Linked DNA regions of Mus musculus: regions 2, 3, 4, 5 and 6 are each linked to region 1. A link is a loop called in an ENCODE intact Hi-C map of the cell type or tissue named here. Cell type or tissue: left cerebral cortex. All regions are shown on one strand.

Region 1 (5,000 bases):
CCTGCTGTCCCTGTCTGGGGCTCCCGGCCACGGCTAAGCTCTTCGCGGCGATACAGCCTCTCGGAAACAAAGGTATCCCTAGCCTTTTCCTGGCCCTTTCACGGTTTCTGCATTTTCTGACAAGAGTCTGTCTGTGTATCTGGGAACTGAGCATCCTTACTCTGTCATCTCGGAATTCCATCTAGAGCTCCGAAAATGTGAACGTGTCCGCGCCCTGGTTAGGAAGCAAGATCGCAGGGGGACCTCCAAAATAGCCCTTCTCATCTTATGTAATTAAGGACCCACGAGCTTCCCAAAAGCACCTCTACAGTCTCCACAGTGCTCAGCTTCTCTCCTCCTCCCCCTTCTCTCCCCTGTCTCTTTCTCTCTGTCCCCCGTCCCTGTGCGCGCTTGTGCGCGCGCCCGTGTTCGTGCGTTCTTTTTTCATTTCTACCATTAGGAAACCTACTCAGAGCCGCTGTGAACTTAGAAGAGGCTCAGCATTTGTTTCCCACGGATTTCTGCCTCTCCGGAAACGTTGCCAGCGTATACACATAAGGGTATCAAGATGGAGAGACCATTAATCCCCAAGAAATGAAACACGGCGGAGAAACGGCAAAGCTAGAAGTCTGGAAGAGGCCTTAGCAGGAGTATAGGGTCTGGAGTAGACTAAGGGGTCCTGGTTCCCCTCGCTTCAGCACCGGAAGGGATGGACAGCGTCTCCCAGCTGCGTGGCTGCCTGGGAGACCCAACTGTGTTGCTGCTGCTGCCTCTGCTGCTGTCCTCCTGGCCACAGTCATCTACAAGAGCTCTTAGCAGCTAAAAGGCGGTGCCTCTGGTCCCCTTCCTTGATGGACGAAAACCAGCCCTCCTCATCCTCTACCACTCATATCAACCTAGTTAAACTCTAGGCAGCAACTTCAAGAAAAATTTCTATACAGGACTCCGGGGAATGCAGGCAGAAGAGTGGAGTTGAAGTTCTTAGAAGCACCAAAGAACCATGGGCGTTGCAGTAGGAATTGAAATTCTCAAAGGCCCAGAGTTTTTAAAATAAGAACGTCCCTGAGTGGATTGCAGCTGTTGTGGAGACAGCTTTGTGAGAGGTCAGAGATACTAAAACCCCAACATTAAAGAAGCTGAGAAGACGTCAATTCCTCTGCTCAGCAGGTATGTGATAATACTATTACATCTGTGTTTCACCACACACTAATGACTTTGCAAGGTTTAACAGAAAAGATACAAAGATGCTGAGAATTAAGGAAAATGAGTACTTCTGGTTGTTTAAAAGTAATAATTCCTAGATTAGTATCTTAGAAAATCTCTTCCTTGATAAATTAGTCTGGAATTTTACTTTTCTGGAATCTCTTGACAGAGGTGACAACAATATGTAGTTGGCTTACATTAGTATAGCAAACTTTTACTTGGACATTTTCTTCTTGCTTAACTAATAGCTTTGGGGATCTCTGTGTATCTTATTGTTTTCTTTAAAACTAATGTGCACTGGTGTTTGGCGATCATACATATTTAGCTAAAAGCGACTCTGGTTGTGTTATATTGCATCTGAAATATATATTTGAAATTTAAATATATCAAAAAGTTGGAAATGGCTCAATCACCTCTTGTAATATTCTAAATGGTTATATTTTGTTAAAATGTTTAAGGCACAAAATATGTACGCATCAATATCTGATCCCTTTTGTAATCAGAGTCCCCAAGTGTAGCTAGACCTTAGACTTATCAACAGATATCTCAAGGCAGGAAGTGAGCAGCTTCCTTGTGCGTCTGTAAGAGAGTAGGGTTCCTTCAGTATTCTGACTGATTAGTTCTACAAAACCTATTTGTTTCTGAAATCAAGTGATAGAGACTAATCAGTTACTAATAGACCATAAACCTTAACATGATAATTAATTTTTCTTGATACTTAACGTGATAATTCTTTCTTGATACTTCTTTCTAGACTCTTCCTTTAGAGCTTTAAAATTACAGCTTCCACAATGACCTTGATAAGCATTGGGCTTTAATGAAAGGGGTTTTCTGTGTAAAAAGCAGTTATACAAATGTGTAGTCCATGGCTGGCATTTCAGAAAGAACTCATTCAATTCCAGCGATTGCATTCTGCTCAACGGAGAGCTTTGACTCACAGTAATGAGTCTCATAGTCGTGATGGCATATGCTTAGCCAAGTCTGTGGAAAGAGTTTGTCTCTTGAAAAACTGCAGGAGTTTGGAAGAATTTTTTTTTAAATTTTATAAACCATGTATAGCTGAAAATAAAATACCTTTACATCACATACAGTAACTCTCACTTTCTTTCTTTGAATGCCCAATCTCCTGAGCCAGGGTGGTACTTGTTGGTAGACTCATGGCTGCCTGTTATATAGTGACCAAGAGTAACAATTCTACTCTGAGGAACTGTCATTTTTAACTGTCACTCACCACGAAGCTGCCTGCCTCACAGAGAGCAGCATCTCCTTGGAGGCATGTTTGCCCTAGATAGGTCAGAAGTGATCTTTGGAGGACTAGAAAATCTGCACTAATTGCCGTGGAGCCCAGAATTTGTTTCTTTTTCTAGTTTAAGAAATGTGGAAGCAGATTGCCACATGGAAGATGGAATCATATTTTAGCAGAGTTACAGCATGTGACTAGACTATTAGTTTGATTCTTAATTAATTAATGTAGACAGACTCCCCCAGTCAGTGGAGCATAAAATGATATGTGGGAATGTGCTCTGGAATGAAGCCTGTGTGTCTTATGACCGCAGTTCCCTTCTCAGTGGTGGAGGGGGCAGGCTTTCTCTATATGGAACAGAAACTGAGTAAAGTAAAAGTTACCTTTGTCTATCCCTTTGCTGATTTGGAAGTAAATAAGTTGAATTCACCACTCCAAACTCAACCAAGTGTATTGAAGGTCTTGCCAGAAGCTGTCTCTGGAGAAATGTTAAAATACTGAGATAGAATTTTTGTAAGCATCTTTAGTAGCTGTCTAAAGGTTAATCTCTAATCACAATTAAGCAAGTAAGTAAGTGGGTAAATAAGCGAACCAATAAAAGAGTAACAGGGTTATTGGGAATCTGCCTTTATTTTGATTTCACTCATCTCTGAAAAGAAATCAGCACTGTATTTGAAAAAGTGTCTCCCATGCATGCAAGCAGTCCTTGCCTATTGGATATCTATCTATCTATCAATCTATCAATCTATCTATCTATCTATCTATCTATCTATCTATCTATCTATCTATCTATCTATCTATCTCCAGGTTTTATGAGTATGGCAAGTGTCAACTCAATGAGTATCTCAATACTAGAGGTGATTTGAATCCTGGAATCTTTTTGCCTGGAGATAGAGGGATAACAATTTGGAAAGAAATTCTGACTCAATTTTTTAAATTATAAATTATTATAACAACAGGGCATAGGTGCTAGGAGTGGTAAATCATACCTCTAATTTAAGCATTGAGAAGGCAGAAACACTACAACTATAGGAAGGCTGAGGCCCACATGAGATACACAGTGAGCTGCAGGATACACAGTGAGCAAGCGTTTAAATGGGATAATGATGCCAAACATCAAAGGCTTCTTAAATATGAAAATAATATTCTCATGCTTTGAAAAATTTTGAACTTATTAAAATTCAAGTAAGTGAACAGCATTAGCACCAAGCCATGAAAACTGAAACTAAACATGATCTAGAATTAATGATACTTAAATTGGAATAGTCAGTTAATATTTAGGTAGTCTTCAGAAAAGTTTAGCCAAATGGTTTTTAGTTTTATGGCTTAGCTTGTATTTGGGTTTGGGTTTCAGTCAGATTCTCAATATTCTGCCCAATCTTCTGTAAAAGCTAGGAATTACAGACAATGAATCTGTTCATTGCACTCTTACCTGTGAAGTGAAAGCTACTAAGGAAGAAAAGAATATTATCAGCCAGAAACTGGTGGTCATATCTTTCCCAAAACCTGTACAGCAAGCAATGGCAGAGCACGCATACAGAGAGCACCTTTACTGAGTATTTTCTTTTTCTGTAGTGGAACAAGCTAAACATGGCATATTACAGCGCCAAACATGCTATGTATTATGATGAGGAAAAACAAGGGTGGTTTGGTTGTAAAATGACCAGGCTCCCTGAAATGCTGATGTGAGGAGAGGATGAGCCACCCGCCCCACTGAGGCTTCATTTCTTCCCTCAAATGGGAGAAACTATATTAGTTAGTAAGAAGCAGATCTTTACATATAGATACACATGTGTTTCTTAAATGTTAGTGGCTGGTTAAATGATATGGACAACTAGGAGGTGTGAACGTGACGGTCTGAGAGTCTCCTGGGAACCTCAGTGTTGGATCTGGGTGTGATTATAAGGGATTTCTAACAGCATTCATTCATCCATGAAAAAGTTCCCTGAAAACCATTACATGTCAGGAATGTAGGTAAAATCTCTTTTGCTGAAAATATAAAACTTTCCTGATAATGCTGTAGTTTTTAACATCTGTTTCTGGTGTAAATATATCACACTAGGTTGAGTTTGTTTTAAAATATTTAATACCAGCAGTGCCATGTTTTTATCAATTGGTCAAATTTAGGCCAGCAGTATCCCATTCAGTCTATCACCTTTCATTTAGACCTTTGGGAAAATTATTACTGTCCTTTTGTTAAGATTTTCTTCTAATTTATCACTAATTGTATGGACACAGAAACTCCGAAGACTAGGTAGACTTTGATACTATTTGAAAATGCATGAAGAAAGCATTTTGTTTGGTTTCTGGTCTGTGGGGATGGGTGAAATGTAGATTCTGTGGGGCTGACTGTTGAGAGGAACCTGCAGTGGGTGTGGGGTGCAGCCTTCATGTGGCCTGAAACTATGCTGTGCTCATGTCCCTTCAGGGATTCCCAAGTTTCATCACGTCACCATTTGTTTTTGTCAGATAGCATTTTCTAGAATGCAACACAGAAACATTTTTATTTGTATAGGTTCCTAGGCTATCACTGAAGTATACTGGTACTATGTTTGAGAAATATAAATGATTGTTA
Region 2 (5,000 bases), 360 kb after region 1:
CTGAACATCCTGAGATACTATAAAAAGACAACATCAACAAAGAAGGAATAAAAAATCCTGGTGGAAAAGCCCAACAAGGAATAATAATAACAGAAAAATAGTTGACTCATATTGTTAAAAGGCAAAAATAACTTTTAGCTCAAAAACATTGTAGGGATCAGACATGGATGTCAAATTCACAAAGAGAAATGCTTTTGTTTGGGCTGAGATTCATCTTTAGAGACTTACCCATGTTGGGTAATTAACTGCTCTAAGACTAGTCTATATAACCTGCTATATTTACTCTTACCTAAATATTACCTAATTTTACTTTTGTAAAATTAAAGAAAAAAAAAAAACTACAAGGAGAAACAAATGTTTTGAAGTCAGATGTAATGAAACCGGAGGGTTCTTTATGGGATATCAGTTCTGTTGTGTCAAAACACAAGAACTAATAGTCTCCCTTGCCAGGAGAATGAAGCAGCCCAGAATAGAAGCAAAAAGACCCTTTTATGATAAATGAGCTAGCGATTTCAAAAGTGGAATTTAGCAATTATTTTTATGACCACGGGAAAAATACATGTTATAAGTTTGTATTCATGCATGCTATAGTTTTATGGTCAGAGAGTTAAAGTACTATGAAACATTTTATGGTCGGTCAATTCTTGGAACAATGGGAACAATTTATGGTAAGTAATTCACAAGATTTTGAGGAAGAACAAATCAAAAGCCAAGTTGACCTCTAGGTAAGGACATGATTAGAGAGGAGAAAAAAAGAAAGAAAGAAAGATATCAAAGTCTAACACTGTTTAACTAAAATGAAAATGTAGTCAGCTGTTTCTTTTACAGTTTAAAATAGTAAAATTAACAGGATTTCATGGTGGTTTCCTACATGCCTACTACAAAAGGTTACTCCACTGACTTGTGTATAGCCACAAAAAAGAGCTGTTGGTATACTCAAATGTTCTTCAAATCCTTGAAACATGACATGTCGAAAGTGTAATCTACAGCAACACTAGTGAAAGACTAATCATATTTAGTTCAGCATGTGTCCTCCAGATTCAGTAATCTTTAAAGACAAGGGAAGCTGGAGGGTTAATATAGATTTTCAGTTTCTGTTACCATTTTGAATGTAGATCTTTCCCAGGGCTGATAAGGCACAATAATTTCTTCCCCCAATGTTGAGCTGTGGCAGTAAGCTATAGACATAATCATACACATGATTATAGAAGAGAAGATAATTTTTTTGTGCTGCCCAGCTGTAATGGTTGTAAGTTGGGACATTCATTACATGCTCTTCCTTTGATATTTTGATCTTATAATAGAATCATCACTAGGAAGAACATGGTAAATCAAAGAGCTTTTGAAAAAAATAAAAGAGCGATTTAGATTAAATTTTCTGAAGACAGAACAACTAACTTAGAAGGAAAAAAGACACCAATGAAAATACCTATACATTTAGAATGTTGCGAACTGGCCAGCGGCTCACATGAACTGGGTTTCTCCTGGGAGGCAAACCCTGGCTGAAAGAGAGGGAAACTAGGCGGACAAGACAGAGAAATGGAGCCAAGAAAGTGTTTTGATCAAGGCTCAAATGTTTAATGGAGAATGCACTTATAAAAAAAAGGGGGGGGGGGAGGCCCATTCCCACCAATTCATCCTTGGAGCCTGGAACCAGGTGCAGATGTTGACCTGTAGGATAGGGCGTAGTCTCCGCAATAGCACTGGGGCCTCTCAGCAGGTAGCAGTATCTTGAAGAGAAACGGTGACAGTGGCTGAACAATAAAGTGATCTGGGAAGAAAGGCTCCACCCTAGGTAATCTCCTTAGTGGCAGCAAGGTCAAGTTCTGGCTCAGCCAGCTTCAGGCTGAGGGAAGGTTACAATTTCCTCTCTGTTATTAATATTTAAAAAAAAGCTGGACTGAGGCACAAAATTTATTTATGCTCCATAGTCCTGCCTGGGAATGATGGTAGCTGGCAGCAATGCCTGTCTTAGGAAATCTTAGATCTTCCCGAACCATCCAATTCTGTCTTGGAGGCTACGTGCAGCTAGTTTGTGTTATATTTCACACAAACATGGCTGTGGTGTGTTATCAACAGCCATGGACTTTTGGCATGTACCTCTGTCTTAGATTGGTATGGTTCTGAAATCTAGGTGCCCCTCATTGACTGTCTGGCCCACCTTATTCCCAATTAAGACCAAAGCCACAATATGTACTTAGAATGCTTCTTGATGAAGATTAATAACTGCCACCTGCGCTGTTGGAGGCGAGGCTGTACACCTGCTGCAGTCAGGCTGAAGGGCATTGACTGACCTGCTTGAGAAACAAGGGTGGGACAGTGAAAAGCAACAGTATAAAAGCTTCTTTGGAGAAGTCCAGGTACTCCATTCAGTTGCAAATTAGCAACGATCAAGCTTAGACTTAGCCACCCAGTGTGGGGGAGGTGGTGTTGAGAATTGCAGAAAGGCTGCAGCTTCCCTGGGAGTGGAGGCTGTGCTCCAATTTAACTTTTTGGCTAAAGAGGATTTTTAGCCATAATCAAGGTTAGAGTCATACTTACTAGAAGATTCAGGATCTGTGTTCAGTTGATGAACTAATCTCTTAGGCAGCCATCGCCCTATCTTCTTTTTGTGAAAAAACACAGACCAAGCCCCTTCCCCAGATTAGGACCGGGTCTGGACCCTTCCATTCCTTAGTTAATGGGTCCTACCACTTTACCTTGGCATAAGAACTAGAAGTAACTGGATGCCAGTGGCGATCCGCTGCAGACTGACATTTAACATCAGCTTGCAAAAAAATTAGACCAAATAAAGCAAAAGCAAGATGTGCCTTTGGTGACTTTGGGGGAATATAACTGCCCTTGTTTTGTTTTTAAAAGCCAATTTTTTAAAGTGCAATGAGCACGTTCAACTATTCCTTGTCCCATGGGGTTATAAGGAATTCCAGTTTTATGTGTGGCACTGGAGATAATGTAATACATTTAGGACATTGTTTTACAATCATTTTTGCCTGCTCCTTAGTGATCTTATGTTGGAAACTTAAGGTATGGCTAGAGAGATGAAATTTTTCATTATCACATTTGGTCAAAGCAACAGGATCTGAAATTAAGGCTTCTCCTATTAGAACTCTATTGATGCAATCATTGCCTTCAGCTAAAGGTCCAGGAAGACCAGAATGAGATTGTATGTGGCCAATATAGAATGGGTGTTTTCGGGCAAGAATGATGTTTTGCAATTGTGAAAACAGGGATCCTGCTGGCGTATTAAAGTTAAATGTACCGCAGGTCTCCAATAAGGGTACCGATTGTGCAACATATAAACTACCAGTAAAAATATTAAAAGCCTCATGCACAGACTGAAAGACATTCAGTACTGCTGTTAATTCTGCTAATTGAGATGAGAGGCCAGGAATCTTTATGATTGCCTGTTGATTATTTATAAGAAATCCAGCTCGCCCTTTAGAGGAGCCATCAGTAAACACCAGAACAGCATTTTTTCTTATGAGTTATGTATGCATAAACCATTGCAAATTTGAGAATTTATAGTATCTGAGGGATGAACAATTTTAAGCAATTGTGAGCTCTGAGATATAATATTGACTATTAATATACAAATTAAAGCTTGATTATTCAACATTTTAAAACACCATCTACAGCACACAATTTAATTATCTGTGCTGAAGCAGGGAGAAGCTCAAAAGAATAAGCATGTGATCCAATTCACATGTACTTTTCTCCCATACAAGGGCTGTTTTTAAACACAGTAAATGAGTAAATGGGACGTATGCATGCATGAATTCATAGAAGATACAGAAGCATGCATAAAAGCAATTTTTAACTTATCTTTTATTATTTAAAATGGTGGTATGCAATAGGTCAATTATTAATATTCTGTAATAACCAAATTAATTGCTGTTTGGAACAAGGAACAGACACTTAGTCAGGTTCTTAAGACACAATTTTTGTTATAGTTATCCTAAACTATATGAATTTATCTAATTCTTTGTTAGCACCACAGTGGCCTTCTTAATAGGATGCTGAAACTGTGCTTTGAGGTGAAAGCCACTTCGGCCTTGCTCGCCCCCAGCCTTCCTCTCAGGCAGAAGAGGCTGAAGGCTGAAGGTGGCCAAATCTGTTGTAGGTCAGAAAGCCCAATCGAGGGCGCCAGAGCACCCCGAATCTTACGGGGGGGGGGGGGGGGAGGCTACCCCCAGCTGGGACAGGCGGAGGCTCACGGAAGCAATGGCAAGTGCGTCCCTCCCCTGAGTTCTCTACAAAGGCGCACCACTACCGCTCAGGGAAAGCTGCGAGCCCCAAGGCCCTGCCCCGCAACAGCCAGCAGTCGCTGGCTCCACGTGGGCCAATGGTTGGCCAGGAGGAGAAGAAAAATCACTTTACAATAGTGTTTTCTCTTACCAAAGAATTGCTGTGGGCACACCTAATATTTAATTACCATTGATTATAATTGATAACAATTATAGAAGCTTTCTTTATTTTTCTGCAAAGCCTTTTGTTCTTTGCCAGTTAATTTGCGTCTCACTTAATAGCAGCTAACAAAAGCTTAAGTTCTCCTGTGGTGAGTTTAAGGTAAGATTTTAGCCAATTGACATCTCCTGGAAGCTTTTGAAAATAAAATTTTGAAGCAAATCAATTTCTCTTTCTTAGATTTTCTGTCCCACAATTTTCTAGTATAACTAAAACCCTAAGTATTAAAAAAGATACTGCCTCTGAATCTTTTCTGGAGCAACAGCTACTCCCCAGAACTTAAAAGCTCCTTGTGTGAGAGCAAGGATTTAAAGCAAACTTCCCTTTAGAAGCATTAGCTAATAAAACGCTTTCCACTTAGGAAACAACATACACTGAAAGATTCAAACTCTTAGCTTCTTATATTGAGGCAGAGACGCTAAGAATTTTTCTTATATAATGTAAAACTATGTTAGCCACACCTACAGGCAAAATTTTCCAGTGATCACCAGTTCACTAGAAGCAAAACTCTTTACAATTATCAGAATGCAAAGGAA
Region 3 (5,000 bases), 250 kb before region 1:
TGGTAGCTGGGCCACATTGCACCATCCCATTCTATCATTGTTTAAGGGACAGCCCAGGGAATACTGTGGTTTTTCTGAATTCTGTAAAGTATCCCGATGATGACTGCCTGCCCAGCTGGGTGCACGCGGGGTTGCCGAGCACTGAGGCACCCTCAGTGCAGCCTGTACTCACGCTGTGCTTTGTAGGTGCCTCAGCAAGTGTGTGACTCGAGCGCGTGCAGCTGCAGCCATGGCAGTTCTCCTTGTTCGCCGCCTACTCCACCCCCACTAACAGCCAATCCGGTCGCTGCTGGACTCCAGGAGGAAAACTTCTGCCTCCAATGCAAGGTCACCTGACCCAGTCTTAGCTCATTTCTCAGGAAACTCTGAAATGTCTCAATGGCAAGAACCCCACTGGGTTTTTCGTAAACTTAAAAAAAAAAAAAAAAAAAAAAAAAGGCCCCAAACTGACCAACCAAAACCCCAAATTAATCTCTGAAAGTTAAGTCCTGTTGTTAGCAGTTGGGAATTGGGCTAGAGGTTACTTTTAGCTGTCAACAGCTTGGCTTTGATAAAGTTCTCATGGATACTTAGAACTATAAACTGGAAGAGTTTATAGTTCTTCTCCAGTGGAAGAGTTCAGTAAAGATGAGCCTAGTTAGAGCTTTACCCAAAGTCACTAACAATCCAGTGTTTCCATGAGTTAAGAGACAAGTTGAGCTTTCCTTGCATTTCTACAAGTAACCTTATAAAACTGAAACCACACTAAGAGTAACCTCCAACCCAATTCCCAACTGCTAGCAACTGACAGACCAACTTGCTTTAAAGAAAACACCCCTTCCTCAATTCTAGAATTGCTATTAATAACTTACAAAAATAATGCAAATACTAATTATGCAAAGATAAGTTTATTAAGAACAAAATAAGACAATGAAACAGGGAAAAACATCTAGGACAGAAATAAACATGAAATCTGCTGCTCGATTATAATCTCAGCACTTGGCCCTGAGTTCCAGGGCAGCCTTGGTTCCATAGTGAATGCCAGATATTTTGACAATATCTAAAACCCAAGCCAATTAAACAAAAGCCACCGGTTACAAACAAAATGACAACTATTTCTGGACTTAAAGCAATCCATTGGCCAAATGCACCACCTGAACCAACACCAAAAAGCACTATACTTTTAATATTATAGTTAGGGCCAAAGTTTTCCTAAAACAAGGGGTCTTTTTTAGAACCACTGTAACTACTTTGTTTTTCTCAAGCACACTCCATATTGGTGCCCAGGTTACTGGCTTCACATGCAACCTCTACCGACAGTAAAAGTTAAAAGCAACACCAGGTACCTGCATCCATTTACAATACTTGCAAATCACAGGTAGATATAATTTTCCCCCGCCCTCCCCGCTTTGATAAATACACAAGCTTTGTTATAAAAATAATGCAAAAATGTTGAAACCAATCTACTGTAACGCAGTATCCAAAGTCAAGATAAAAAGGCAGGCCTTAACTTATTCCTGGTTCTGGCTATATCATTTCTATAATTCTCAAAATACACCAATTTCCAGTCAGTGTCTCTATTAACTCGTCCAGCACTGACTCGAGGGAAGGCAAACCCGTCCTTTTAATGTCAAATGTCACTGAGGGCAGCGGCCACCTATACCGCCCAAGTTAACTTTTAGTACAGTCCCAGCTTTTCAGAACTGGTCCCGAGGGGAGAACGCTACTTCCTCCTCTTCCCACCTTGGGGCGGCACTCCTTTCTTCTTGCCAGCTAAAGCAGAAGGCCAGGAATGCTTTTTGCTTCCCAAGCCTCCTTTCCTCTTTTCTCCCTGACCCGGCGGGCCGCCCTTTCTCTTGCCCGAAGGTCCTTGCCGGCCCCCTTTCCTCTTGCCTTTCTGGCTCATTTTCCTCCTCTTGGCAGCCTCCTCCTGGTCCTCTTCCCTCATCTGCTTGTTGGTGGCCCTCGTCACGTCCAGCCGAGGTTTCTTGCTGTTCATGACTCGAAGTAGCTCCAACTGGTTCTTTTTCTCGGCTGCGAAGTCCCCAAAGAGGGGCTGAAACTTCCTCTTCTTGCCGGAGCCCCGGGGAGCTTTCTCCTTGGGAAGGCGCTCCTGGAAGCGTCCCACCGAAGCGGTGGAAACCTTGGCCACTTGCATGGCGCGGCCCAGCTCTTCCTTACTCTGGTGTCCAGTAGGGTGCAGGCCGGCTGAGCTGGGCATCTGCATCTTGTGCGCGCGAGCCAGGTTCCGCAGACGGTTCAGCTCATTCTTGGCCACGCGTTCTTTCTTGGCCTGAGTCCTCTTGGCGAACTGGTCTTCCATGGGGTCGGCGCTCCCAGGCACCTCGATCAGCCATTCTTTAGTGTCATCCCGGGCGCGCTTGTAGCCCCAACGGCGCCGCCACTGGCCACTCGCCTCGTCCCACACGAGGTTGGTCTTCTTCTTGGGACGGATTCCCTTAAGGCGCGCGAACTGCTGCCAGCGGGTGAGCGGCCGTGGTCGGGGCAGCGGCTTCTCGCGGGGCAGGCGAGTGGCGGGCTCCGGCAAGCGCGCGACCACCGCCTCCTCCACGCGCTCGGTCGGCAGCCGCCACAGCTGGTTGATGAGCAGCTGCGTGTTGTCCCGCGCCAGGGCCCGCAGCTCGGCCTCCGGCGACGGCCCGGCCTGGCGCAGCACGGTCGGGGGGTTGCGGTCCGAAGCCAGCAGGTTGCCCAGGTCGAACTCCAGCTCCAGCTCCTTGTGCACCGTGATGCGCTGCAGCTTCTCCGCCTCCTCCTGCTCTGCCTTGGCCAGCAGCTCCTCCACGCGCTGGCCCTCCATGGCTCTCGCTGCGGCTCGGATCCCTCACTTCGGGACAGCGGCGGGACGTATCGCCACTACAGCAGCACCCTAAACCGGCAACCACGTGCGGACGTCCGGACCCGTAATCCGGAAGAGGAAAGATCACTTCCGGGTTGTCTGGAAGCGGCTCACAGCTAGGCGGGGAGGTAAAGACCGGCAGAGGGCGGCATTGGACAGCAGATGGGCTTAGAGGCGGGACTTGGATTCGTCACCGGATGTTGGCCCGACTGGCGCTGAGGGTTGGCTAACCAGCTCAGGACCTGGTTGGGACTACGTTTCCCAGCATGCTGTGGGGCAGAGGTAGTGCAGTAGGACGCGGGCTGCTCAAACTCTTGGAAGTGCCTGCATTGTAGCTTCCGAATGGAGCGTCTACACCACAGTGTCTATGGGTAAATCTATTACAGAGGTGTTTGGGGCGAGACAAATTATTTCCCCAGAGTTATAGCCCGTTCTCTGTGCCCTAGGTGTGAGCGGAGACAGATCCCACGGATACCTGTCCAAGTTAGGCATTGTTTTGCGACTTAGTAGGGCTTGCAGTTTGTCTGTACGTGGCCTGGGCACCAATTCTGGCCATGCCATTGTTTGTTCCTGTGATATTTGTGTAGGCCTGAAAAATCGTGGAAGATGGAGACTCTGGTAGTATCCAGGAGTGTTTTAAAGGTAAATGTGTTAATAAGCTTGGAGGAAGGCTAAGATCCAGTGAAAACCAAATAGTTTTTATTCAGTAGTCATGGTGGCCTAGGGAGTTAAAAATCTCAGTTTACTATTTACTGCCATCTATTTTTATAGGTTTTTACCTCAGTCCGGTGTTAGAATGGGCACATGTTCATCTAATGTCATCCAAAAAAGTGTTTTGTTTGTTTGTTTGTTTGGTTGGTTTTTTTGTCTTGTCACATAAGTAGACTTTTACTGATTTATTTATTTTTTAGTTTAGATCACATGAACCGGAGGCCGAGCTTGAACTCCCTGTACATCGAAAGAGAACTTGACTTCTTTTTTGTTTGTTTGTTTTTTGTTATTTTTTGAGACAGGGTTTCTCTGTATAGCCCTGGCTGTCCTGGAACTCACTCTGTAGACCAGGCTGGCTTCGAACTCAGAAATCTGCTTTCCTCTGCCTCCCAAGTGCTGGGATTAAAGGTGTGCACCACCACTGAGAACTTCTTGATTCTCCTACCTCTCTCTCAAGCATTAGTGTTTCAGGCATGCAATATCCAGTGTCCAGTTCCATTTTTTAAACTAAGTTTTTGGTTAGAATGCAAAGTAATTATTTTCAATATGGTGCTTTCATACAGGTATCATTGTTATCTCCATCCTTCACTGCCTTCCCCGTCCCCCATAAATAGACATTTAAAAAATGCAGACTAAACTGGGTATGGTGTATAATCCCAGCACTCTAGAGAAAGAGGCAGGAGGGCCAGGTGTTCAAGGCTAGCCTTAGTTGCATATGGAGTCATCCAAATCATTTTTGTTTTTAATGTGGTTTAAGTTTGCTATATAGCTAAGAATGGTCTTGGAATTAATTCCCTTGCCTCTGCCTCCCAAATTCTGGCATTACAGGCAGGAGCCACTATAATTCTTTGTTTTCCTCTTGGTGCTAGACCAGATGTCAAAATCTACACAGCACAAAGCTTCCTCCAAAGTTGCTCCTCCTTCCACCATCCTCTCATCCTCTTCCTCATTGTCTTTGCTGCCCAAGGAACCCTGCCATTGGGAATACTGTAGAGACAATAGTCCCAGGAGATGTGGTCATCATTCAAGTCTAGTAACTTGCTCGGATGATGGCAAATTCATCTTTGACTTTCCCTATCCAAATCTCATCAGTTCAAAGCCTAGATAGCTTGTCTCTGTATGTTGCGCCCTTTCACTCCCCACTGCTGTGGCCTTACTTCATCCTAGCCTGGATCTCTTCTATCTGCTTCTCTAGACCATCTCTCTACTATGTAAGCTGCACTAGTTTCTAGCTGATTTTTGATCAGCAGGAAACAGTGATACAAGATGAAAAGAGATGAAGAGAGTGGGGTCAGGACACTTATGCCCTATTCCTCTGTAGACTACGTGACAGCCTGCCTCATCGAACCGTCTTCTGGCTCTAGAAGCTCCCTTGATTCTATCAAGAAGTTTCCTGAAGTTGTGGCCATGGCTTTGTAAATACTCCTGTTGTTTATTTTTCTCTGTGCTG
Region 4 (5,000 bases), 1.9 Mb after region 1:
GGGTGCATGCACGCACACCACACACACACACACACACACACACACACACACTACCCAGCCAGTAAAATGGTTGGCACAGGAGCAGAAGGACCTGGATTCAGATCTCCATCACCCATGTAAAAACTCAGGCATGGTGGCCCATATCTACATCCTAGAGCTAGGGAGGTGAAGACAGGAGAGCCCTGGATCTCACTGGCCAGATAGTTTAACTGATCTGGAGAACTCCAGGGTCATTGAGAGACTCTGTTTCCAGCAAACAACATACCCCACAACCCTCTAAAAGCCAGCAAAACAAACAAACAAACAAACAAACAAATGCAAAATAAAAACAAACACAGGCAGAGTACAATGGGGGCAAGCACTCAATGTCAACCTTTGGACTCCAATCACATGATACACATGTCAGTCACTCAGGTTATCAATACTAAGCACCCAATAAATGTCCCTTCAATTAATGAAAAAATACAAGCACTTCATACTTTTTGACCATATTGGCAACATCTACAATTTTTTTCCCTGTTAATGTTGGAATTGTATTACTATCCAATTCATTATGGAAGTTCTGATGACATCACTGTGACTGACATCCACAGTGCACTTGCTCAAGAGGCTACATTTCTGGTTAACCTACTTTATGTTTCAACACTCTTCAGAGTGATTAATTATTCTATTTGTTTCTCCCATCTAGGAATGGGGGCATTTAAAACCCACATGACACTTTATAATGCATGAAATGCCAGATATGATGGTGGTATTGAAAGGCAGATGCAAGATAGAGGTTTTTAAATCAATCTGTCAGATCAAAGGGAAGTATATTCTTCAACTGATATTACCCTTAAAAGCCACAAAAAGTACCAAATTTAATGATGAGAACAAATTAACTGAACCTTCATCAGTCCATCAGTAAAACAATGATCTGAGGATAAGAAAAAAAATTGAATCCACCACAGAAGACAGTGGATTTGGGGTGCTGAGAGGGATGATCAGAAGTTTTCCTTTGAATTTTTAAGTGACTCGTGTGTGTTTGTGTGTGTGTGTGTGTGTGTGTGTGTGTGTGTGTGTGTTGTATACATGTGCGGCTGGAGAGATGCCTCAGAGGATAAGAGCATGTAGTGAACTTCTAGAAGATCTAAGATAGATTCCTAGAATCCATGTCACAAGGCTCATAACCACCTTTAACTGCATTTCTAGGGAATATGAAAATCTCTGACCTCTCTACATGCACCTACACTCACATGTGTATAGCCACACAAAGACAAGCACATGTACACATGATTAAAAATAACTGAATAAATAAATAAATAAATAAATAAATACAGATTTGGGAGCAGCGACAGTATTTTCCCAAGAGGGATGACTCTAACCATTGCATATTCTTTGCTGTTACAGCTTATCCATCTTGGCTCCTGTCCTTACTGTGTGGCTTCACAGTTTTAACAATGACTCCATCCAAAGGTCTCCCCTTCCTCATGTTTCTAAATTTCCCAGTGCCAGAATTATCTGCTTGTTTCTTGGTTTGGGTCTGGTGGACAGGATGATCAACATTAAGTGTATCTGTAAGTCTCAACTGCCTACTCTGGGGTTCTATACCCAAGCCTGACTCCCCCATGGCTTATGCAGCCATGGACTGGATAGATTATGTGTGCCCTCTATATAATACCTATGATAAAACTTAATTTACAAATTAGGCACTAGCAATCAGCCACAACTACTACAAATAAAATAGAACAAATGTATGAATTATGTTGGGAATTTTCCATTCAATAGTTTCTGTCCACAGATAACTGTGGGTAACAAAGGGCATAGAGAACAAAGACATGAACAGGGGTGACTACTTGTATAGCAAAGTCCTGTTCCACAAGCTGGGTGACTACTTAGTCTGTGAGCCAGGCTAAGGCCTAAAATGCCCTGCTCTGATTAATAAATCCCTTGGAAGTTCTGAATATGCTGTGCAGCCAGCGTGTCTGATCTGTCTGTGCTCTCTGATAGAATAATTCTTGATTCTGGCAGTCCATTGAGTTAAAGTGGGGTCAACAGCCTGTTTAGAAAGAAGCACAATGTTTTACATCATTAAGGCTGGGAAATAGCCACAGACATTGAGTGGTTTTCTTTCTAGTCTAGTTCCTATGAAGACAAGATGTCAGCGACCCAAGGATGGCACCCTTAGTAATTTATTAAACCAATGCAAAGAAGGATGCTTTTTCCCGTTTGCATTCTTTCGTTCAGTATTTCTGGAGCCCCAGTACAGGACGGGTTCACGTGTGTCTCCGATGTGTTTTTTTTTTATTATAAGATTTATTAATCTATCTCGCGTCTATGTGAGGTCACTAAATCTGCACAGGGTGTGAGCCTGCGTGGAGTCTCTGGGAATTGAGTGACAGGACCTCTGAGTGCTCCGGCCCCGCCCCAGACATTTAGAGTTTTTTTTTTTTTTTTTTTTTTGGGGGGGAGGGTCAGGGTTTTGCTGCTTTTTTTTTTTTTTTTTTTAAGAGTAGTGTTTAGTGCTCTTGAGTATTTTTATTTAAAATGCTAGGGTTTTATTTGGGGGGTTTAAGAGTGTTAGGGTCGCCAGGCAGGGGTGGCACACGCCTTTCATCCCAGCAGCGCTTGGGAAGAGGCAGAGGCAGTGGATCTCTGAGTTCGAGGCCAGCCTGGGCTACAGAGTGAGCTCCCACACGATAAGCACACGAGACTTTTTAATTTTATATAAAAATCACGGCCGCCCGCCCGTGTCTCTGCAGACGCGGATTTCTCCGGGGGTGGGGGGGCGGTTTCAGTCTCTGGGGGCCCCAGGTGGCCCGGCGAGTGGACGTCATCCTTCCCTGGGGGTCGCAGTCCCCCACCCACGGCGGGCAGGCGGGCGGGCAGGAAGGCGGGTGGGCAGCTCACCGCCATCTGTGAGGGGAGCCGAGGCGCCCTCTGCTGGCCTGTGGGTGTCATGGCGGTGGCAGGGCGCGCCCTTCCGTTTCCCAGGACCCCCACGAGTGGGCGGGGAGGGCGTCAGCTAAGACCAGAGTGGGGTCTCACCTGAGTGAGCATGAGGCGGGGGCGGGGCCTGGGGCGGCTGCAGGCATCAGCGGCGGCACCGCCCCCTCGGGGTGATTGACACGATGGAAGGGGAAGCCGGGCCCCGCCCACCGCGCGGCGTGGACCTGAAGCCTCTGTATTCCTTTATAGAGGGAAAAAAAGCCTCAGACACTGCCTCTTGTCAGACATGGACGGTGGGTGTGTGTGGGGGAGGGGGGGGGGAAGAAATCCAGCCTTCCATTGGAAGGCGCGGCTGTCAGTCACAGCCGGGCGGGCGGGACTTCTGGCGCTATTCCCTGCTCCTGGAAATAGCAAGTGGGGAAGCTTCCTGATTGAAAGCCGCTGCCGTCAATCACGACCGAGCGGGCGGGACTTCCTGCCACAGACTGGAACTCTCACGTGGCGCGGGTGCACAGAACTGAGCCTTCCGTTTTCCCGCCTCTACCACCCGAAAACTGCCCGGCAAGGGTCTCTCCGCCTTTGTGAGCGCCGCTGTCCCGGGGACCGCGGATTGGAAGCAGGAAGTCACTGGCCGCGGACAGAATCTCTCTCTCCTTCCATCTCAGGTCAGTGCAGGTGCGGGCACGCCCCTGCCTCAGCCCCTAGGCATGCTGGGAGTTGTAGTTCTGTCCCAGTTTTGGGTTCTCTGAGCCCCGCTCCCCTCTTTTTTCTCTAAGACTGGGTTGTTATTTTTTTCTAATTACTTTTTATTTTTAATTTTTGAATGTTTAAATTTTATTTATTTATTTATTCATCTATTTATTTCTTTATTGAATTTAATTTTGTTTTTTCCCATAGTTGGTGTCTCTGGGCTTAACCCTGAGACAGATGCTCTGGCGCGCCACCCGGTGGCGACAGGTTATCACTGCAACACTCCCCTTTTGTGTGTGTGTGTGTGTGTGTGTGTGTGTGTGTGTGTGTGTTTGTTTTCGAGACAAGGTTTCTCTCGCCCCTTTGTGTGTGTTTGTGTGTTTGTTTTCGAGACAAGGTTTCTCTGTGTAGCCCTGGCTGTCCTGGAACTCACTCTGTAGACCAGGCTGGCCTTTAAGTCAGAAATCCACCTGTCTCTGCTTCCCCAGTGCTGGGATTAAAGGCGTCCGCCACTACCACCTGCCTGGTTTTGGTTTTTTTGTTTGTTTGTTTGGTTTTTGTTTGTTTGTTTGGTTTTTCCCCAAGACTTGGTTTCTCTGGATTTAACCCTGAGACAGTTGCTCTCGCACGCCACCCGGTGGCGACAGGTTGTCACTGCAATGCTCCCGCTCGCTTTTTGTTTGCTTTTTGTTTTGTTTTGTTTTTTGTTTTTTTTTTGAGGCTGGGTTTCTCTGTGTAGCCCTGGAACTCACTCTGTACTCTAGGCTGGCCTCGAACTCAGATCCCACAGTTAAGAGACTTTTAATTGTAAAGACTTTGGATTTTAAAAGATATTGGATATTTTTAAAGGATTGAACTTTTAATATGTAAAGACTGGGACTTTTAAGAACTAAGGGTTGAGGCTTACTAGTGATGTGTTTGTGTGTCAAGTTGACAAGGGGTCAATTGTACTGGCTGGTTGTGTGTCAACTTGACACAGCTGGAGTTACCACAGAGAAAGGAGCTTCAGTTGAGGAAATGCCTCCATGAGATCCAGCTGTAAGGCATTTTCTCAATTAGTGATCAAGGGGGAAAGGCCCCTTGTGGGTGGGACCATATCTGGGCTGGTAATCTTGGTTCTATAAGAGAGCAGGCTGAGCAAGCCAGGGGAAGCAAGCCAGTAAAGAACATCCCTCCATGGCCTCTGCATCAGCTCCTGCTCCCTGACCTGCTTGAGTTCCAGTCCTGACTTCCTTGGTGATGAACAGCAGTGTGGAAATGTAAGCTGAATAAACCCTTTCCTCTCCAACCTGCTTCTTGGTCATGATGTTTGTGCAGGAATAGAAAATGGAAAACAGGGTGTTAGGGGTCAGCGGACACCAAGCGAGACAGAGTATATAAGG
Region 5 (5,000 bases), 340 kb after region 1:
TTAGAGCTTCTCACTACCTTTAACAAGCCTTAATAACTGGGATCACACACTGCATCTCTAGTGAACATTTTGTGTTCTGTGACTTTGCCTTATACAGGCATGGTTTTGGGTCCAGAATACTTTGCAGAGGAAAGAAGGGGTCAATTTCTGGGAACTAGCTAATAATTATATCATTGAAAAACAGAAACAGTCTTCTAAACTTCCTAATCTTATTATTAATTTATGGTCTTATTGTCCTAACGCCTATAATACTGCCCAATTGCAGTAACAAGATTAAACCATTCATTTGTTTCTTAGATTAGTGGGGAAAATTCAATTCTTTCACGCAGGGACTGCCATTGCTTGCTTGTTATCTTTATTGTCACCAACAAGTGTTAGGTTTTTATTGCTTTCTATGTGTATTCTGCCATGTTATTGGACTTTTCCTTGTCAAGTCTAATGAGGCAGCATATTTTATTACTTACATATGAATGTCAAACAAGATTTTTGTCCCACAACTGTGATACATAGTTCTTTTTGATATTGGATTTTGTTGTTGATATTTTGTATAAAGGTACACATCTATAGTCACAATTGATACTTAAAACTGTGTTTCCTTTTTTTTTCAATTTTTATTAGATATTTTCTTCATTTACATTTCAAATGCTATCCTGAAAGTCCCCTATACCAACCCCACCCACCCTGCTCCCCTACCCACCCACTCCCACTTCTTGGCCCTGGCATTCCCCTGTACTGAGGCATATAAAGTTTGTAAGACCAAGGGGCCTCTCTTTCCAATGATGGCCGACTAGGCCATCTTTTGATACATATGCAGCTAGAGTCAAGAGCTCCGGGGTACTGGTTAGTTCATAATGTTGTTCCACCTATAGGGTAGCAGATCCCTTTAGCTCCTTGGGTACTTTCTCTAGCTCCTCCATTGGGGGCCCTGTGTTCCATCCAATAGATGACTGTGAGCATCCACTTCTGTGTTTGCTAGGCCCCGGCATAGCCTCACACGAGACAGCTATATCAGGGTCCTTGCAGCAAACTCTTGCTAGTGTATGCAATGGTGTCATTGTTTGGAGGCTGATTATAGGATGGATCCCCGGGTGGGGTAGTCTCTGGATGGTCCATCCTTTCGTCTCAGCTCCAAACTTTGTCTCTGTAACTCCTTCCATGGGTATGTTGTTCCCTATTCTAAGGAGGAATGAAGTATCCACACGTTGGTCTTCCTTAATTTTCTTGTGTGTTTCCTTTTCTATTCAACTGCTTTGGTTACTAGATAGTGCCAACCTTAGTGAAAGAGTTAAGAGATCATGCTTTTGCTTTAATTTTCTGGAGATTGCCGAGATGTGACTTTGTTTATTAGTCATATGGTAGATTGCCCAGAGGTAATAGTAGTGTTGAAAGTGATGCATTGCTTCACTTTCCTACTTATTATGTATCTCATATATCTGTCATAATTTAATATATATCATAAAATAAATATGTATTCTCTATTAGTTTTATTATATGACATATTGCAAAAGTTGATTTTTACCAAGATCATCACATTTATGAGTTTATACTCAACTCACACTTCATTGTTTTCCTTTGATCTAATGGAGTAATAAGTCTGTCTTTGTATCTAATATTAGACATTTCTTTCTTGTCTTTTTCCTTGAGTAACCTGCCCAAAATATCATTATCCTGGTTAGTTTTATAGACACTCTTGAAGAAGAAACTTCAGTTGAAAAAAAAAATGCTCCCACTTGGTTAGCCTGTGCACAGCTTGTGGTGCAATTTCATATTTAGTGATAAGGAAGATCCATGACCATTATGAGTAGTGCTGATCTTGTTCAGCTGATCCTGGAGTATACAATAACAAACTGAGAAAGTCGGTAAAAAGCAGTTTTTTTATAGCATCTGTATGTTCCTGCACTGTTTGAACTCCTGCCTTAAGTTGAAACCCTTTGCCCCAAAGGTACTTTTGGTCATGGTGTTTTACTACAGCAGTAGAATTCATAAGACAATTACCAATTTGTTTATATTTCAAAGAACAGTTGCTGATTTTATTCTGATTTTCCTGTTTTCTGCTCTAGTGCTTTTGGCTCTAACTTTTTATAACCATGTTTCTTAAATTGCTTTAAACTTGTGTGGCTTTTCTTACTGTAATTTTCCCAGGTACTCATTTAGGCACCATTTTATGTCATTCATTTTTTAATCAATGCATTTCAATGCTATAATTTTCCCTCTAAAACCTGTATCCTATCATCTTTAGATCAAATACACACATAAGTTTCTTTCTTTTATTTGCTCATTACATTATTTTGTAGTGTATGTATAAGGAGGACAAAGGGTATTATTCTTAAAACAAACACTGAGGCTAATTCATTCATCTTTTTGTTATAGAGATGTTATAATGATTTTAATATGATCTGAAGGCATGCTTTTAGTGTCTCTAAAAGGTATCAAGTTAAGTGTTTTGTTCTGTGATATGGTCTCTCTCCATGAATGTTCCACAAAAACTAGAATACAGTGGATGCATTTCATGCTAGCATGGTCATGTCAATAGCATTCTCCCATTGCCAGACTTGGGAATTTGTTGTTTTAGAAAGAGGGTATACTTGTGAAAAGCAGCTCAGTTGTCTGTTAGGTTTTTGAAGCTTCATAAGTTTTTTTTTTTTTTTTAAAGAGTTATTTATTTATTTATTATATATAAGTACACTGTAGCTGTCTTCAGACACTCCAGAAGAGGGAGTCAGATCTCGTGATCGGATGGTTGTGAGCCACCATGTGGTTGCTGGGATTTGAACTCCTGACCTTCGGAAGAGCAGTCGGGTGCTCTTACCCACTGAGCCATCTCACCAGCCCGCTTCATAAGTTTTTATATTTGGTATTTAATTTTGAAGAGCAAGGGTGTTCTTCATCAAATGACCTTAGGGAAAATGCTGTAATTTTTCTCATCATTTTTCATTTTGATGACTGTTTAAACATCCATGTCAGCTTTTCTTTGATTCACAGCAGTGAAAACATTTCATTGTTCGAGCTTCTAATGATATCCTATCACGTTAATTTATGTAAAGTGATAATTTCCATAATTTACAGTTGAGTTTTTGTTTGACTATCTGAGTTTGGTCTTCTCTATGCCTGTTTTTTTTTACTTGAAAAATTTAGACAATCCATACATAAAGTGATTGTTGAATGTATTCAGTTGTGTCTACTGCCCTTATGGAAATTTGACATTAGTTGTTTTAGGTCTTTTTTTAAAAATTTCTGACTTTTCTGGTTTCAGACACATATTTTTAAATGTTTCTATTTTTTCTCTCTTCTCCAGTATTCCAGCAATATTCACTGTTTACAAAAGTTTAATTGATGTACTAGAGTTTCTAATTTATGTTTGCAATAATTTCACAGGATGAAATACCATCTGACTTGCAGGTCTTGAACTGTAGTGTCTCTGCCTTCTTTACACACCTCCCTTAAGATCTATATTGTTCATTTTACTTCTTTATATACTGTTGTATCCAAATACATTGTTACAGTTTCCTTTTAAACTTAGAATTTCACTGGAATAGATAAAAATGTAAGGAGATATGGTCCACCTCAATGTTTTGTTGGCTCATTTTTCCTCATCTTGTTTCTTTTACACATGGTTCTCTTATAACACACTGACAAGATAGGTGTGCCACACGCAGTTCAGTCTCTTCTTCCACTGATGTAACTTTTGTACCCTTCCTTTTTGGTGATATATTTGTCCTTTACTCACACTTGAAGGAAAATAAAAACCTTGCTATAAAGCCACACATTTTATATTTTTCTTTAAACAAATAAATACAGCAGATGACAATACTCATGCACAGTTTTGGTTTTTTTATAAAAAACAAAACATAAATCTAGCCCTTGTTCTTAATGACGAGGGCCCTCTTCTATTTCCCACTCGGAGTTGGCTGTGTGTCTGTGACTATAACTCTGCATCATGAACTGTGAAGAGTTCCCAGACTTTGACTTAAGGTCATTTTACTTATTTAAAAATCACTTATTGTTTCAACCACAAACTTTGGACATATAGCTATAGGTATGTTTATTGTGCAGGTTTTGGATCTGCCATGTCCTTTGATTCTTTGTTAAAGTTTGGTGCTATGCATCAAGTGGCCATGCTGTGCAGCTTCTTTAGAAGAGTCCAGCCATGGGTCCACTAGTGTCTCCTCCAGTCCGGTTGGCCTTCCTTGTTCTCTTCATCTGCTCATATCTCCAGACTTAGAGAGCCATTTCTGAGACGATCCAATGAGCCACTGATTCTAGTGTGTTTCAGTTTTCTTATAAGGTTGGAAATGATTTCTAAACTTTACACATGTCAGAGCTATGAAAAGAAGCTGTGAATTTGCAATTATTTACACATATTTCACGTAAAAGTTTATCTGATATAGCATCTAACTGCTAATGTGACGAGTTTATTTTATTATATACTATCCATGTGGAGACAGGGTGTGGGAAGGAGGTATGGGATGTGGAACAGTTGGAGGATGGGTCGGGGAGAAAATATGGAGTATAAAAATAAAAATATGAATAAATTAAAAATAAATGTGTTTTAGTTGTTTTTAATTTTTTTTCTTTTTTAAATTACAGTTATATTATTTCTTCATTCCTTTTTATCCATCCAAACTATCTCATTTACTTTTTTTGCTTTCTTTCAAAGTCATGATCTCCTTTTTCACTAAATGAAGAAGTCTATTCTCTGCTCTGATTATTCTGTAGTTACCTTTAGTTCTTTGTGTAGGATGGAGGCTTCCCGGGCTTCCCTGTTTACAGTAGAATGTCTATTGGTGCTATTCTATTAATCTATTTTCTAGGCAGTAATTTTGGTGAGACTTCATGAGTATAGTTTCTGACATTACTAGTAGACACAATTTCACAGCCATCTCCCTGCTCCTTAAGCTCTTACAGTTTTCTGCAATGCTCCTTCTGCCTAAAGTACCAGAGTCTTTTGTAGGTGTATTCATTGGGACTGACGGCACAACTATGCATATTCATTAGTTCTG
Region 6 (5,000 bases), 130 kb after region 1:
CCACCTTCCAAGATTCCTCCTTCTCCCCTCAACAAGGATGCTCTCCTGCTTTTTCCATTTCTCCCTTTATATCACTGTATACTGCTCTTTATTCTTCTCTCTAGTGCTTCTCCCCTGTTTCAAGAATACAGATTTTTAAAGCATGAGCTTATGCTTCTCTGAATTTCTTTTATTTCTATTTACATGTCTCCTTTTCCACCTCTAAGTTTATGAAGTTGAGTCCTCTTTTTCCTCTGGTTAATGTGACTAAAGGTTTGCAAATTATATTGACCATTTACAAGAACTAACTCCTAATTTCATTGATTCTTTGTATTGTTTTGTTTATATTTCATTAAATTAAGACCTGAGTTTAATTATTTCCTCCTATTTACTCCTTTTGAGTGTTTCTTGTTTTTGTTTTTCTACTCCTTTTGAGTGTTTTTTTTTTTTAAGATTTTCAAGTGTATCATTAAGTTATTAATATGAAACCTCTGGTGTAAGCACTTAAAACCATGATCATTCTTCTCAGGACTGCCTCGATTCTATCCTGGACATTTGAGCATGTTTTATATCCATTTTAATTCAATTTTAGTAAGTTTTTATCCCTTCTTAATTTCTACTTTCACTCAATTTTAATTCATCCATGAATTGTTTTATAGCCATAATTTTGTGTACTCGTTGCTGTTGTTATTTTCATATCTAGCTTTACTTCCTTGTGATCAGGTAGGCTGTAGACAAAAACCAAATCTTAATAAACATTGAAAAATTAATCGTATTGTTTATATATTTAAAACACTCACACAAAAATGGGATGAGCGTGTTTTAATAGTGGGAGGAACCAATAAAACAACATTTTCATAGAAAAGTGTAAGTTCAGGTCATGGAACCATGTGCTATTCTGGGCCTTGTTTTGGGCATATATTTCACAGATGCTCACATGATTCTGTTTTGAGGTGGCTTGGCATATTCTGATGCACACATTCGTCACATTCTGTGGCTTGGGGAGTTGATGGAAAGCTGTGTGATTGTCTCCAAACAGATATATTGACAGCCTGTCTACTGGGTTTATTCTTCATATGTTTTGCAGCTATTGTTTGATATGCACACAGAGGAAATGTGTGTTATTTCCTCTTTATGACACTGTTATTGGCAATCATCTCTGTTGGCATCATGGATGTATTTGCTCTAATTTAATTCCTGTTTTCATGACATGTCCTTTGCAGAGAGTTCATACTTTGGTAACTTTGTTGTTATCTTTAAAAATACAACCTATTAACGTCTTTTGTATTTGAAAACATAGGATCATGTAATTCCATCTGGCTTCAAATTTACTATGTAGGTGATGATAAAATTGAACTAACTTTCTAAGTTTTCCCTGTGTTATTAAAAAAATATGAAGTTTGTTTCTATTTGTTTGTTTTGCTGTTGTTTCTTTAATTGGTTTCTTAAAAAGTCACATGTGGAAAAGATAAACAGAAAGAAGGAAAATTATATTTTCAATGGCAGGAAGTTTAATGTATTTTTTCACTGCAGAGGCCAGAAATCAACAAAGAGGGTAGATTGGGAGTGGAAAGATTTCTTCTGTTCATTTAACAGACAGCATAGAAATCTCCAATAGTCAGATACATCTCTTACTGGACTTGGGCTTTGAAAAGCATTACCAGAATTTTCATTCCCAGTCCAAACAAATTCAGAAATTATATCGCACAGTTCTCGACAGAACACTTATAAAACATGGTCACTCTCGTTTTATATATTCAACTCCATCATAGACCTGCTTTTATGCACGATGCCACCACTGTCTTCAGTAAGCTATTGTCAGAAAAGCTACAATCATCAGCCTTATGGTGATTTCTGTGTCTGTCGACTCTCTGGATGGTAAATCACATTGGGAGGGAGAGAATCTCACTCACTCTCTGGGCATCTCCAGATCACTACATGCCATGTTGTTGAAAATGGCACAAGTTTAGAAGGACTGTGGTTTCTTTTTCTCCAGATGTGATACCTTTTATTTTGAACTGAAATTGTGTTCTAGCAATAGATTTTTTTTTTTTTTTTTTTTTTTTTGGTTTTTCAAGACAGGGTTTCTCTGTGTAGCCCTGGCTGTCCTGGAACTCACTTTGTAGACCAGGCTGGCCTCGAGCTCAGAAATCTGCCTGCCTCTGCCTCCTGACTGCTAGGATTAAAGGCGTGCGCCACCACCATAATTTGAATTCTTGCCTTACATCACTAGATGATTCAGATTCCCTTTTAAAGTAAGTACATATAACAATTAGCTAAGACAGCCATCATGTTTATTTTCTAAGCTTAGAAAATTATCAACATTTGGTATGTTTTTGCAATCCAATTAGTTGGCTAGTTAGCAGCTTTTTACAATGATCTTTTTCAGACATATGATTTTATGGTAGGATATTTTTGAAGTACTTCCTGAATGTATAATCATGGATACTCCCGCTAACCCTCTGTCTCATCCTTGGCTTCCTCTATCTTTTTCCTCCTCCTATTTTTTCCCCTTCTCCCTCCTCTTTTTCCTCCTTCCCTCCCCCCCGGAAGTATTTTGCTATGTAGGTCAGTCTTTCCTCAGATTCACCATCTCTCTGCCTTCCTATCTCAACCCCAGGTGCTGAGATACAAATAGAGGGCTTTGCACAAATGAGGCAACTATTCTGTAAATGAGCCCAACCTCAGGCCTAAAACTACTTTCAGTGAGTCAAGAGAGGGAAATGGGCACTGAATTTTAGACTACCTTAGTAATATTAGTTAAAAGCTGGAAGAGCTGCATTGAGGGAGGGTCTGCATAATCTTGCTTGTTGAAATCATGTGTACAGCACTATTCCTCCTGTGTTTCCACGCTAACTATTGTGTCGAGAACCAGGATTTCATATCCTGGGTAACACTATGAATATGATCAGAGACTGAATGCTACCTCTGCAATGTTCTGACAGTTAGGCCTATAGTTTTGCATCTGGAGATCACAGAAATTGACTTAAAACTATTGTTGACTGTCACAAACTCATAGCTAAGTAACCCCCAGGAGGAGACAGTGAATGGGATGAAGAAGACCAGGTGGAGAAGGTAACTGCTGTTTGAGAGTCCCTCCACCACCACCATTGAACTCTGAATTTCAGCTCATTGGACACCATCTTAGCATTACAAACTTGAAGTAGCGCTTGATGTTCCACTGAAGTACACACAGCAAGTCTGTTTCCCCGACCACTTGACTTGGATTACACTAAGTGCTGGTCTCCTGCCTAGCCTGATCATGATTTTTCAGGTTTCATAGAAGTCATGTGGAATCTGGTACAAGCATCCAAGTGCTCTGGGCAGACAAGAATACATGTGCATTTAGCAGCCTGAGTCCCATGGTTTCTGGGATCAAACTATGGTGTTAAACAATGAAAATCTGTTCCATGAGCTTAAAATAGGCACAGCTGTTCTCTGTATTGATCATAGTCTCCAGCTGGATATGATCATTTTATTTCATAAACTATTCTTGGAATAAAAATTCAGCACAATTAGCGTCTTATTCCCTTGTCTAAACTGAGATCCAGCACATGTGGGACCCTGTAATTGGGGCATATTAGCTGACCATTTTATCCACGTTTAATCAAATAATAACGTTCTCTCAGTTCTCTGTTTTTAGAGCTCAAAGACTGGGCTGTTTATTAGAAAAAAAAAATTATAGTTTCCATTTCTGGGGAGTGGGAGGTAAGTGATTCAGAGGCCACATCAAGCAAGGGCCTCCTCACTGGTAAGGGGTTTGCAGTCTCTAGGCACTGTGCATTAGCAAAAGCATGTGGACACTTAGGAGATGGCGTTCCCTCAAGATCTAATCAATTATGAATGACTAACTTAATTAATACAAGGCAATGCAGCTTCTTCACCCAATCAGATGACTGAATAGAATCAATATATTAAATTGAGTATTAACTTTATAAGAAACATAATTCCAAAGACACAGGTAATCGTCCTTGGTTATTTTTTTAGTGATGTTTAATACTTTTTGTTTTTGTTTTTGTTCTTTTGGTTTTCTTCGAGACAGGGTTTCTCTGTATAGCTGTGGATGTTCTGGAACACACTCTGTAGACTAGGCTAGCCTTGAACTCAGAAATCTGCCTGCCTCTGCCTTCCAAGTGCTGGGATTAAAGGTGTGCGCCACCACTGCCTAGCAATTCTTTTTGTTTTTAAATTAATAAATTAATTTATTTTTTACACTCTATATCCCCCCTTCCATCTACCCTCTGACTGTTCCACATCTTACACATCCTCCCCACCTCCTGTCTCCACATGGATGTCCCCACCCCCAAGCCCCACCTAACCTCTAAACTCCCTGGGGCCTCCAGTCTCTTGAGGGTTAGGTATATTATCTCTGAATAAACACAGATTTGGCAGTCTTCTGCTGTATGTGTGTTGGGGGCCTCATATCATCTGGTGTATGCTGTCTGTTTGGTGGTCCAATGTTTGAAAGATCTCGAGGATCCAGGTAAATTGAGACTGCTGGTCCTCCTACAGGATCACCCTTTTCCTCAGCTTCTTTCAGCCTTCCCTAATTCAACAACAGGGGTCAGCTGCTTCTGTTCATTGGTTGGGTGCAAATATCTGCATCTGACTCTGCCACTTGTTGGGTCTTCTGGAGTACACTCATGCTCCCTTTTTGTGAGTGCTCCATATCCTCAGTAATAGTGTTAGGCCTTGGGACCTCCCCTTGAGCTAGATCCCATTTTGGACCTGTTGCTAGATCTTCTTTTCCTCAGGCTCCTCTCCATTTCCATCCCTGTAATTCTTTCAGACAGGAACAATTATGGGTCAGAGTTGTGATTGTGGGATGGTCCTCCTCTCCCTCATTTGATCCTGTTTTCCTGGAGGTAGGCTCTATAAGTTCCCTTTCTCTACTGTTGGGTAAAGTCTCTCTCTTTAAGTCCTGAGAATCTCTCAGTTCCCAGGTCTCTGGTGGATTCTGGAGGGTGTCTCTAATCTCCTATCTCCTGAGGTTGCAGGTTTCCATTCTTTCTGCTGGCCCT

What was found. A loop is a pair of places that touch in the nucleus more often than their neighbours do. Peaks named below come from ENCODE experiments on the same cell type or tissue, not always from the same donor. Only the 100,000 strongest peaks of a DNase experiment are listed, where the experiment ranks them.
Region 2: a loop joins it to region 1, with 2.6 times the contacts of the local background. A loop is called at or near these places in 3 of 42 quality-filtered maps.
Region 3: it touches region 1 in a loop (4-fold over the local background); 2 of 42 quality-filtered maps call a loop at or near these places.
Region 4: it touches region 1 in a loop (7-fold over the local background); 2 of 42 quality-filtered maps call a loop at or near these places.
Region 5: a loop joins it to region 1, with 2.4 times the contacts of the local background. A loop is called at or near these places in 3 of 42 quality-filtered maps.
Region 6: it touches region 1 in a loop (3-fold over the local background); 2 of 42 quality-filtered maps call a loop at or near these places.

The regions. Positions count from the first base shown.
Region 1 is chr1:9,294,279-9,299,278 of GRCm38, reverse strand. Sntg1 (syntrophin, gamma 1) reads left to right here. Exons shown (of 20, transcript NM_001290393.1): 1 at 1-1,146. Among named protein-coding and RNA genes, the nearest start is that of Sntg1, 3.1 kb to the left of the region's middle. In left cerebral cortex, a CTCF peak has its summit at 2,744; DNase peaks (open chromatin) are centred at 2,405, 2,488, 2,692, 4,132 and 4 more places; H3K4me3 peaks cover 4,600 bases; H3K27ac peaks cover 1,628 bases.
Region 2 is chr1:8,938,338-8,943,337 of GRCm38, reverse strand. All of the region lies in intron 3 of Sntg1 (syntrophin, gamma 1), which reads left to right. Among named protein-coding and RNA genes, the nearest start is that of Sntg1, 360 kb to the left of the region's middle. In left cerebral cortex, no CTCF peak of the experiment used is centred here; a DNase peak (open chromatin) is centred at 2,423.
Region 3 is chr1:9,543,324-9,548,323 of GRCm38, reverse strand. Rrs1 (ribosome biogenesis regulator 1) reads right to left here and starts at 2,916. Exons shown (of 1, transcript NM_021511.2): 1 at 869-2,916. The coding sequence starts at 2,800. The coding sequence ends at 1,703. It overlaps Adhfe1 (alcohol dehydrogenase, iron containing, 1), which reads right to left and starts at 376. Exons shown (of 14, transcript NM_175236.5): 1 at 173-376. The coding sequence starts at 231. In left cerebral cortex, CTCF peaks have their summits at 16, 2,206 and 2,975 (motif pointing right); DNase peaks (open chromatin) are centred at 248, 2,005, 2,294 and 2,997; H3K4me3 peaks cover 3,381 bases; H3K27ac peaks cover 2,105 bases.
Region 4 is chr1:7,396,311-7,401,310 of GRCm38, reverse strand. It overlaps Gm26901 (a long non-coding RNA gene), which reads left to right and starts at 3,215. Exons shown (of 3, transcript XR_865172.2): 1 at 3,215-3,593. In left cerebral cortex, CTCF peaks have their summits at 2,937 (motif pointing left), 3,834, 4,069 and 4,270; DNase peaks (open chromatin) are centred at 3,329, 3,601, 3,860, 4,238 and 1 more place; H3K4me3 peaks cover 1,796 bases; H3K27ac peaks cover 1,095 bases.
Region 5 is chr1:8,952,157-8,957,156 of GRCm38, reverse strand. All of the region lies in intron 3 of Sntg1 (syntrophin, gamma 1), which reads left to right. Among named protein-coding and RNA genes, the nearest start is that of Sntg1, 350 kb to the left of the region's middle. In left cerebral cortex, no CTCF peak of the experiment used is centred here; no DNase peak of the experiment used is centred here.
Region 6 is chr1:9,166,898-9,171,897 of GRCm38, reverse strand. All of the region lies in intron 2 of Sntg1 (syntrophin, gamma 1), which reads left to right. Among named protein-coding and RNA genes, the nearest start is that of Sntg1, 130 kb to the left of the region's middle. In left cerebral cortex, no CTCF peak of the experiment used is centred here; DNase peaks (open chromatin) are centred at 2,734 and 3,302; H3K27ac peaks cover 968 bases.